Linked DNA regions of Mus musculus: region 1 is linked to region 2. The links are chromatin loops, found by intact Hi-C in ENCODE. Cell type or tissue: left cerebral cortex. All regions are shown on one strand. Each heading gives the region's core, and the rest is flanking DNA. Links, peaks and the distances in the headings are about the cores only.

Region 1 (5,395 bases), core at 203-5,202, 1.4 Mb before region 2:
GAATACTAAAATTTGAAGTACATTAGTTTTTGTATATTACAAAAAGAAAGAAATATGACAAAAATGAATGTTCAGAAAATATATTAGGGTTATTATTTCAAATACACATTAACAATTGCTTGACATAGAACAAAAGATTTTATCCATCATGACAATTGGAGACAGCAATAGAAATGCTACACAAGACCCACTGGCTGATGGATTAAGGAAAACAGAGAAATGCGAAAATTGCAGGAGCAATTTTAGACTTCTTAAAAAGTGCCAAATCACTGAAATAATTACTCATGAGTCAGCATCATGGGACATGAGAAGCACGTTTGCTTGTGAAATAGTGGCAGTATGTGCCAAAAAACAAGCTAATACAAGTGGCTAGAGGTAGTCAATATTCTGCAGTTTTTACCTATTTGGATAGGTGAGGATGAGTAAGAACTCCACAGTGTGGACACTGGATTTACAGTTATATGAATTGTGTATCATTCTAACGGATATAGAAGACTCCACACTCAGTGGATCTGTAAGATGAAGCCCTGACCTAGAGAGAAATCATTTTTAATAAAGCTTCAACTTGAGTGGAGTTCCCCTGCTATCATTTAGAACTGTATAGACACCACTGTTCTTTCATTCTCTCTTTCTTATATGGAAAGTTACAATCTGGTCTATCACTGACATGGCACATATTTTAAAATCACATAACTAATTTAGTTTCAAAGAATCACTACTACAAAGAACTTCGCTACAGTGGATCTGACAAGGAAACTCCTGTGTCTTTGGTAGAGGCTATTGAGGGGAGACACTAAATGTTAAACTCTTATGTTAGCAATGGAATCATTTAAGCCTTTGAGTGCTGTTTGATTGAGGTAACTTTATTTGATATGTGAAAAGGCAAAGAAAGTCAGTGGTCTAGAATATAATGTTAAGTGTGGGATACCTGTGTCTACTTCCATAACAGAATCGTGAATTGAAATTCCCCAGTCCAAATGAAGATTTGCATCCTCTGAGAGCTATTATTTGATGCTAAAGTATCCCTTATAATATGATTTATGCCTGTGCAAAATTAACCATGAAGAACTCTAATTTCTTTCCTTGTATAGATTCCAGCAAAAAAAAAGTAACAATTTGCATAAGAATAAAGTAATTTATCAGAAGCAAGTTCTACGAGCCCTTGTATCTTAAACTTTGCAGTATCCAGTACTGTGAAAAATAAAGTTATCTTAAGTCCTCATGGGGTACATTTTCAGAGAAAGCTAAACTAAATATGCAACTTTGGGGAATGGATTCAGATGACTAAAAGAAGAAAAACCATACAGACTCCTGGTCCTATTTCTGAAATCATATGCAATCATTGGGCAAAGACTACCATTAAATTGGTTTTCATATGAAAAACAATTGTAACAGTTATGTCTATTTTCCTCTGTTAGCACAGTCACTTTGCTTTAGAACTCCCCCTTTAGATGCAGAGATTTATTTCAGCAGTGAATTACTTGTTTATTGAGTACAGGGGCCTAGTTTCAATTCTCAACATTGCAAGGTAGGAAAAAAAAAAAAAAAAAAAAAAAAAAAGCTCGTATTCTTAAATTGGTCACTCACACTTGCTACTATGCAACCATTCACACACCATATCAAACACAGTATATTATGCTATTACAGTGGATCAATAGGTTCCAATATGTGAATCTTACAACTACCTCATTTTCAAAATCAACATGGGGTAGCAGGACATAGATTTTTAAAGAAAGTGCAAACTATGTCAAACTAATTCATGTATTGTGGTAGTACCTTGATATCACTACTCTTTGGCATCATTCTTTGAAGTTATTTTGCTCAGTCCTTTTTACAAATGAAAAAACAAATGACTAGTCAGTTTGAGGGACATACCCAGAATTGCAACATTGTGACCAGTATTGTAAGTAATTACATTGGTTGTTTGTATTGAATTTCTATGGCAATACTTTACCATCACACTAATAAGAAGTAATTAAATTTTGTGGCACATGATCTACCACTATTCCTTGGCAGCACCTTTAATAATTGAGTTTGCTAATTCCTGTTGATCTCATTTAGTTTTTCTAAGGAGCATTTAAAAAATGTTGTTCATACCTAACAGCACTACTGCCCACATCAAGGTCTTGTGCTGTGACAGCTCCGATGATGGTCCCCACAGGAGTGTCTTCATAAACCTCCATGGTGTACAGTGGTTTGCTGAACACTGGTGGCTCATCCACATCCAGCACGCTGATTTTTACTGTAGCAGTATCCTTAAATGGCCCAGCAGAGTGAAAGCGGTGGTCAAGGTGAAGGTTGGAGGCCTCTACTTTAAAAGTATATGCCTTCTTGGTTTCAAAATCTAAAGGCTGTAATAAGGACAAAATGAAAAATTATAATTATATAGATCTGGGCAGAAAATGGTGAACATTGCTTCTAAGCAATCTGCCAGCTGCTTCTAATTAATTACACGTTTCAGCTTTTCTTCTAAGAATACAGAGTAGAGAAAGTGAAAGTAAATATTTAAGAACATTAAAGATAAACGGGATGTAGAAGAAACCTGCAATGTTAATTATCTTAATACACAGAACTGACAAAATCTACATCTACACATCAAAGTAGACAGGGCTACTCATGTCCTACTAGGCAATGTGCAAACAGTGAGGAAGACATTATTATGCTTTTATCCAATACTGACATCTACTGGACAGAAGTAAAGATCGAAAGAGTAGAGCAACAGAGAAATTGTTTGATTATTTAGATTTCAGGATCACATACAATGTTAGATATTCCCTTTTCTTATTTTTCCCCTATTACCATTTTTTTCTTAAAGGTCCTCAATGCTCTGGTATTTTTATCTAGAAAGAGTGAGTAAAAGTCAGTAGGTTGGGTAATTACAGTTGTTTGCATTCCAAGAATAATGCAAAAAATTAATGCATGCTGCAGTACATTGTCAGAAAACAGCAGAAAGAATTATGACCTGAAACATATTGCTAAGTTACAGAAGACATTGGAAGTAACAGTGGAAGTTAATTTGTCCATATGCACTGATGCTCTGTGTAGATATATTTTCCTACCTCTAAATATCAGTTCTTTCATCTCCATATCTGAACACTTTATTGGCTAGGATAACTGTAGCAATGAGATACTTTGTTTGGAGGAATGAGTTGAGTTGACAGAGGCTCACATTATGTTGCTTAAGCTGGCCCTGAGCTGACAAGCCTTCTGTCTCAGCTCCCTATGCTGTGATGGCCAGTGTGGTGGATCACACTCAGCATTGTGGGGGAAGCTGCTTTGTTTGGTTACAGAGTAACCATCCCAGAGCTTGGATGGCTGACGCTTGAGGATCTAGACTTTAAGAGCAGTTTAATATATAATAGTATAATCCAAGTGAGCCAATGAAGAATGAAGAAAACGCTGCATTTATGATAAGGCTTAGCTTGAATCAATAAACACAAGGAAAGGTAAGCACACATTTTCAAATATCTGAAAGGTCTTCCTAGGGAGTAAATGTGTTGGAGTAACATATAAGAATTCAACTGTAATTTATAAGGAAGAAATTCATGATATATGGTATGACATTTGATACTTCCTATCTCTTTACTTTCAACATATTTAGAAAAAGCTGTCGTGTATCTTAGAATGAGTTGTTGTGTCTTAGGATGCAGTCATGTGCACCACTTCCACCTCATCTCTCTCCCCGATTTCTCCTACCCATTGATATGTCTACATTTGCACGATTATAAAAATTCCTTCCAGACAAGCCTTAAAATTAATTATTTTACTTTGCAGTAAAAGAATGGATGAATTTGGCTCCCTACCAGTATGTCAGTTTCAAGGTAATGGCCAGAGAAGGCAATTCTACATTTCTTTCCCTTTTTTATTTATTATACATCATTTTTGAAGACAGTCTTGTCTCTGGCTTTTATGAACTCTTCTCCTAACACAGTTGGCAAAGATTAAGTGGTCAAGTTTAAGAGTTGGGAGTGCATTGGGGAGAACCTATTTGTACCTAGAGATTTGTTTTGCAACTGAAAACTTACATCCAGCAATGATCATTGTCTTGAAGAAAAACTTTCAGAGAAACATCACAGTAATATACAAGACAGAGCTCCTTTTTGGTGACCCTGACCCTTAAGCAATCTCTCCTGAGAAAAGGAAGCATCTCAGCAAAAGCTGGTAGAATCATCAGTTGGCTCTTTCCTTGCATTTAACAAATCACTAATCTTACTGCTATCTTAAATTGGAGATAAGGAGCTTCACTTGCTAATAATCACAATAAAATGCTAGTGTGTAAAAGAAGTACAGATGACATTGACTGGCTCAGAATCTTTGAAAACTGAATATTTCTGAGAAGTTGAGTGAATATAATTCTCCCACAATAAATAGAGAACCTTCTAACACCATTCACAGACCATTAGAACATAAAGATTATAGAAGAGAAGGGAAATGATTGGTAAAACATGGCTTAAGTGAGGAATTCCTGTCTCCTTGGTGAGCAATATGTTACTTACCTCAGCTAGAGGGGAAGACAATATTGTAGGGAGCTATGCAATAAGAATTCAAAATTTTAATTCTATAAAAATGTACATTTAATATCACTCTGAATTTGAAAGAAGAAGAGTTAGGCAAGCTACATTATTGTAGTGACTCTTCCTGTTTACATTCTTTTTTTGCCTAGGAGCAGAATAGCCACAACAATGAAGAGCAGAGTGTGCAGGTGTTTTCTCTCACTTCAGAGGATGTATTAAATGTAAATATTAGGTGACTCATCCCCCAGGGACTCTCAAAGTTCCTGCTTCTACATAATGTTATATAGAAATGGATAGACTCCATTTATTGATGTTTTTATGAATTTGAAAATCAATATCTCTGGAGGACAAAATGCAGAAGTGTTTCCACTTATTATTATTTTAATATTTTATTTTTATTATCGTTACTAAGTGTTCTCCAAGGGCCCCCAACATCTGTGTTTAGTAGTCCAAGACTGAGAGTAGGCATAGCATGTGAATTTGAAAGCATGTCAACAAACAAGGCACTGAGTTTTAAGGGAAGGCAAATTATACAAATATAAGTATGGTCTTTAAAATGTTGACATAGAATTGAGCCTTTGACATAATGGGTGAGGTTTTTTGTTTTTGTTTTTGTTTTTTTTTTTTGTTTTTTTTTTTTTTTTGAAGGTAGCTTGTGGCTGTTTTCTAAGATGTTACTTATGAGGACTTGGGCACTCATAATAAGTGACAAAAACAAATTTATAAAGGACATGTATCTTTTCATCAACACAGTAAGGTGAGCACTCTCAAAAACTGTATCCTGCATTAACAAGATTCTACCATGCAGAGTCTAGAAAGTCTTAATCGTCATTAGAAAGGCACACTTTCAAGGAAGCAATGATTAGACGATGTCATCACCT
Region 2 (5,395 bases), core at 331-5,330:
GATATCCCTTGGGCTCGGCAGAAAATTCACTACTTATACGCACATACTACTGTGTATGTATCACGCACATTTAATAGGCATACACATAGCATAAAAAACAATGAAGTTATTATGCTCTTTGGTGCACTTTATTAGCCCACATTTAATTGTCACTTATGCTAAATGTGAGGCAAATTTTATGTTTATGTTGCTACCATATTGTAGAAATCTGTAAAGAATAAGAAATACCTCACTGTGCTACTATAAGTGCTAATTTATCTGGAATTTCTTTGCAAAATAAATATTAAACCAACTTTTAAAAAGGTGAGTATATGAGCGGATGAGAGTCAAGACTAGACAATGAGCCAACCTCGGCCTATAATTTTCTTGAAGAAATTGGTATTTTATTTGAGGAGAATTTCTTCAGTCATATCTTTTTTTATCTAAGAAATTCTTGCCCAATTCCATCTAACATTGTTTGTGTAGCCATTTCCTATGAATTAAAACATTATTCTTAGGAAGAGAAGAGAAATTAGTAACATTCTGAAAGCCCAGTTACAAAGAACTGGACACTCCTTAAATTCACAAAATTCTGAAGACTCATTGCCAAGTTTATACAAGAAGTAACAATTACTCATTGAAGTGTATGATCATCTATTCATTTCCCTTGGGACCCAAACACAGATCAAAGGGAAAAGGAAAACATACCCAGGTTTAGTAAAAAGGAATAGTTGTACCCCAAGAATGGTGTCATAAAAAATCTTTTTGACAGGATTTTAATTAGTTGGTAAGTGGTAATGACTAGATGTTACAGTTATAAAATTGAAGAAGAGCTACTGTATTGAACTATGATTGTTCTACTGATATCTTTTAGTAGTGCAAAGGATATTTTTACAGTGTTTTATTCTTAACCTGAAATTATCTAATATATCTGAATATCTTCTAAAAGTGTAAATATGATGGAAAGAATTATAAATTGCCCAACGAATATGTTAGTTAGGGTTCTGTCTTAGTTAGGGTTTTACTGCTGTGAACAGACACCATGACCAAGGCAAGTCTTATAAAAAACAACATTTAATTGGGGCTGGCTTACAGGTTCAGAGGTTCAGTCCATTATCATCAAGGTGGGAGCATGGTAGTATCCAGGCAGGCATGGCACAGGAGGAGCTGAGAGTTCTATGTCTTCATCCAAAGGCTGCTAGTGGAAGATGTGGGAGTGGGTGGGTAGGGGAGCAGGGCAGGGAGAACGTATAGAGGATGCTCAGGATAGCATTTGAAATGAAAACGAAGAAAATATGTAATAAAAATTGAAAAAATAGTAATTGTGTTCTAGATAATGAATCCAAGTTAGGTTAGAGGGCAAAGGAGGAAAAGGCAGTGTAGGAAATGGTGCATATACAGTACTTATATATGAAACATCTGATGAGAATATACTGCATGTTTTATTTCAATTCAAAATGAAATTATACACACACACACGCACATGTATATATATATATATATATATATATATATATATATATATATATATATATATATATCAAAATTGACCACTTAATTTTTTTTAAAAGAATAGTACAAAAGAGAAATTTAAGAAGTAGTTTCTCAAGGAAATCCAGAAGATGAGAAATTAATAAAGGAGTTCTGAAATTTTCTCACTGACCACAAAGCAAATTCAATACAAGTTGATTCACTGTATACAAACAAATACATCCAACTACCTTTGCAAGAAATAAAAGAAGTAGGGGAGAAACCATAATACCTACATATATGTTCACACTTCCTCTCCCAACTCCATGCAGCCGAGTACAGACAAATACCTCCTGCTTGTGCGTCCAGGAAAAAATAAATGCAAGCCTTAGATTTGAAATGACACCAATTTACAATGGTGAAAGTCAGTTACTAGGGTCTCATGATATACTGCTAGCAAAGATCACTGGTGAGAGCTTTTATAACTGTGCTAACCAGGCAGTGAATAGTTTGCCTTCATCATCTTCTCTGAGTTTCTTTTGTAAAGATACAAAGTCTCTAATTAAGATGAAGAAATCCTCCGTAATCTTTAGGTCTCTGTCTTAGGGGTTATTATCAGATCTGCTATAGAATAAAACCATATGCCAGATAGAAAATAAAGGTTTTATTCCAGAGCTCACAAATTGAGATTCCAGATCTATCCTACCATAAGTCAGAGGCATGAACATTATTTGAAAACACTAAGATTATTGCTTTTGTTGTTCACGGAGATGAGTTAAGACTACATCAGACACTAATCTCCTACCTAAGGCTAGGTACATTTCTGTAAGAGTGTACCCAACTAAGCTTCAGTAGGTCAAAATGCTATCTCCATCACCATCAGCTAACCTTAAGCTAGGCAGGGTTTGACTTCCAAGTCAGTGCTTAAATTTGGGACTCTCAAGCATTTCAAACATAATTTGGGTTACTTGCCCTAGCTGTTTGTGCCAACAGCACTAGTGACAGTGGTATTGATCTTGATACACATTTGAAACTCTGAAAGCCCTTCTGTCTAGGAGACTTAGTATCAACCGAGTTATAGAAAGCATAGATGCCAATGGACACTTCATTAACACAATACCACCTTTTGAAAGTACAGGGTCAAGGAAACTCATTCACTGCTTGCAGGAAATAGTGAAAGCACAAGGTTTTGTCCAGGAACTTGGTTCTGGGGTGATTAAACCTAACCTTGTAGTGATCTCAGTGAATTCCATTCCATGGTCTACCTACCTATGGCGTCTCTGGGTATCTCTAGAGTAAGATGAATGAGTGTTTATGCTTCACTGCCTATAAGCATTGCTATTGTCTTATGAAAACTGCCATGAGTCTTAGTACATGTCACGAATGTACAGCCTATTGTAATTTGAGTCCTCAGAGTTGTCCAAGACATCTTTGGCCAATGGAGTCAGGAAGACACAGAAGGAAATGGACAGATCCATGGCACAGGCTTCTGCAGCACATTCTTGCTGGTGATTCTATCACGAGTTGGTCAGAAATCTGTGCCTATGTATTTTTGAAGAAGAAAATTTTGGAAAAAAGACTAAGCTTTCCAGAAAATAACCAGACTAACTTCTCAAGCTTATTCAGAACATGTTAAAAAGAATTTGAAGCAAACTTGGACTTGGATCACCCTCTGGTGTTTAAACAGTAATATCACATTGGTAATTCACACCCAGGAAATCCAGCCTTGTACATCTACACTTGTTGGGATAATGGAGGTAACTTCACTTTTAGGGGGAAAAAGAATTTTGTCTAAAATAACTGAGGATAGAGGTATAAGGAAATGTTATTTGGGAATGCTGGGATTAAAAAAAAAGAAAGATATTTGTTACGTCTTAGATGATTTCAAATGTCAAGGATAGGAAGCTTTGAATAAACCATGAACTCAACTAATTGAAATGCAGTGGAAAAAAAAAAAAGAAAAGTGTAGAAAAATCCTAAAGAATGTAAAATATCTATCATGAAGAATAATCAATAAGAATCAAATGACAGTGAGGAAAAGTACTCATTAGTCAAATCAAGAGAGAACATAAAATAAATGAATCAAATAAATTCAATCATGAACACCTGTGGCAGAAATAAATCAATCTGAAAATTTAAATGAAAATTTAGTGAATTTCCAAAAATGAAAAATCCAAATATTCTAGAAAAGGAAGACAGACTAGTTGAAAACTCAGTTCACATGGTGAGGAGAACAAAAAGGAAGAGTTTAAAATAAAGAAAGAGGAATTCTAGTATTACAGGAGAGGGCTCAAAGTTAATAATCCGGAGCACATAACTGGAGAATGCAAAGAAGTAAGTAGATTATAAAAAAAAAGTTATAGAAATATTCTGACACCTAGAGAACAATGCTAGTTTACAGGCATGCAGGGCCAAACATCATCAGGCAAAAGCAACCTAACAGAGTTTCATTTTCATAAATAGAAAAACAAAAAGAAGATTCTCACAGCTCTAAGCTGAAAGAATGGAGTGATCTATGGAAATGTCCAATTCACTTGACAGCAGAAGAAACATGACAGTCTCTGAACATAATACAATATATTTAAAATACTAATGGGAAAAAGTTAGGCTGATAATGGTGGGATTTAAAAAGCTCTCTTGTAGGCAAGAATGGAGGATGGCCTTGTTGGGCATCAGTGGGAGAAGAGTTTGTTGATTTTGTGAAGGTTCAATAAAGACTAAACATAAAAAAGGACAGATTGGATCATTTTAAATAAATAAATAAATACATATCTTTGGAAATGAAGAAACTACATATAAAATTAATTTCTTTCAGGCATGTTATGTATTAAGTACAAAAGGAAGATTCAGGTTTAGGAAAGGATAATAAATATGGTGCCTTCCAATGAACCTGGAGCTCACATATTCACATTGACTGGCTGGCCAGCATACAGCAGTATGCAAATTCTCAACCTTCCATTTGTCAGTGAGCATTTTTCTTTCCATGTCTGACTTTTTTTTATGTGATGGTGAGGACCTGCATAGGTCTACTTGTTTGTAGGACAAGTGTGGCAATGACTTTGCTATCACCAAGCCTCCTGAGCTTCTTCTATAAGTTATTTCTCATAATAATGAAATGACTGTCACAATTAATAATATTTCTTGACAATCTGTGTTGATTAAATCAAAGAATGCTTGTAAATTTTATCCTAATTTGTGAAAGTTTCCTTTCAGTGATGTTGCCCATTTCTTGATATGAATTGAATATCTGTGTGTCTTAGTCAGGGTTTCTATTCCTGGACAAAACATCATGACCAAGAAGCTGGTTGGGGAGAAAAGGGTTTATTCAGCTTACACTTCCATACTGCTGTTCATCACCAAAGGAAGTCAGGACTGGAACTCAAGCAAGTCAGGAAACAGAAGCTGATGCAGAGGCCATGGAGGGATGTTCCTTACTGGCTTGCATACAATATTATCCAGAGAATGATACATGTATATATTTCAAAATTTTAGGAATATTTTACATTACTAAATGAACAAAGACAGCAAGGAAAACACTAGCTCACATTAAAGCAGAATTGCTTTTTGTTAGCTCTTCAAAAATAATGGAATGTGTTCTCTTCAGCAATGGGACTGCTAGTTTAGATGTTAACTATAAATTTTAAACTTCTGTTTATAGTCAGTAATATGACATGTTTGAAATGTGGTACAGTGTTCTTTTATCAAATATGCCAGTGATAGATTATTCACCAGGAACATGGAAAGCTATCATGGTTAATATACTCACTCCCTGTATTATGTATAAATGTGATTTATCATAAACTACTACAGATGTGGTAATCAAGTCCTGGAAGACCATGGTGTTATCTTTAACCTAAGTGATTGATAGACACAAAAAGGAACTGAGTCACAAGATATTTCTTAGTACAAGAAACACTATTCAGTAAAGGTAATGCCATATGAATTC

The links. Peaks named below come from ENCODE experiments on the same cell type or tissue, not always from the same donor. Only the 100,000 strongest peaks of a DNase experiment are listed, where the experiment ranks them.
Region 1: it touches region 2 in a loop (4-fold over the local background); 3 of 42 quality-filtered maps call a loop at or near these places.

The regions. Positions count from the first base shown.
Region 1 is chr15:21,534,373-21,539,767 of GRCm38, reverse strand. It overlaps Cdh12 (cadherin 12), which reads right to left. Exons shown (of 12, transcript NM_001008420.2): 7 at 2,098-2,351. Among named protein-coding and RNA genes, the nearest start is that of Gm25101, 420 kb to the right of the region's middle. In left cerebral cortex, for the core only: a CTCF peak has its summit at 2,695 (motif pointing left); no DNase peak of the experiment used is centred there.
Region 2 is chr15:20,117,449-20,122,843 of GRCm38, reverse strand. No RefSeq gene overlaps it. Among named protein-coding and RNA genes, the nearest start is that of Gm25976, 65 kb to the left of the region's middle. In left cerebral cortex, for the core only: a CTCF peak has its summit at 3,121; a DNase peak (open chromatin) is centred at 3,013.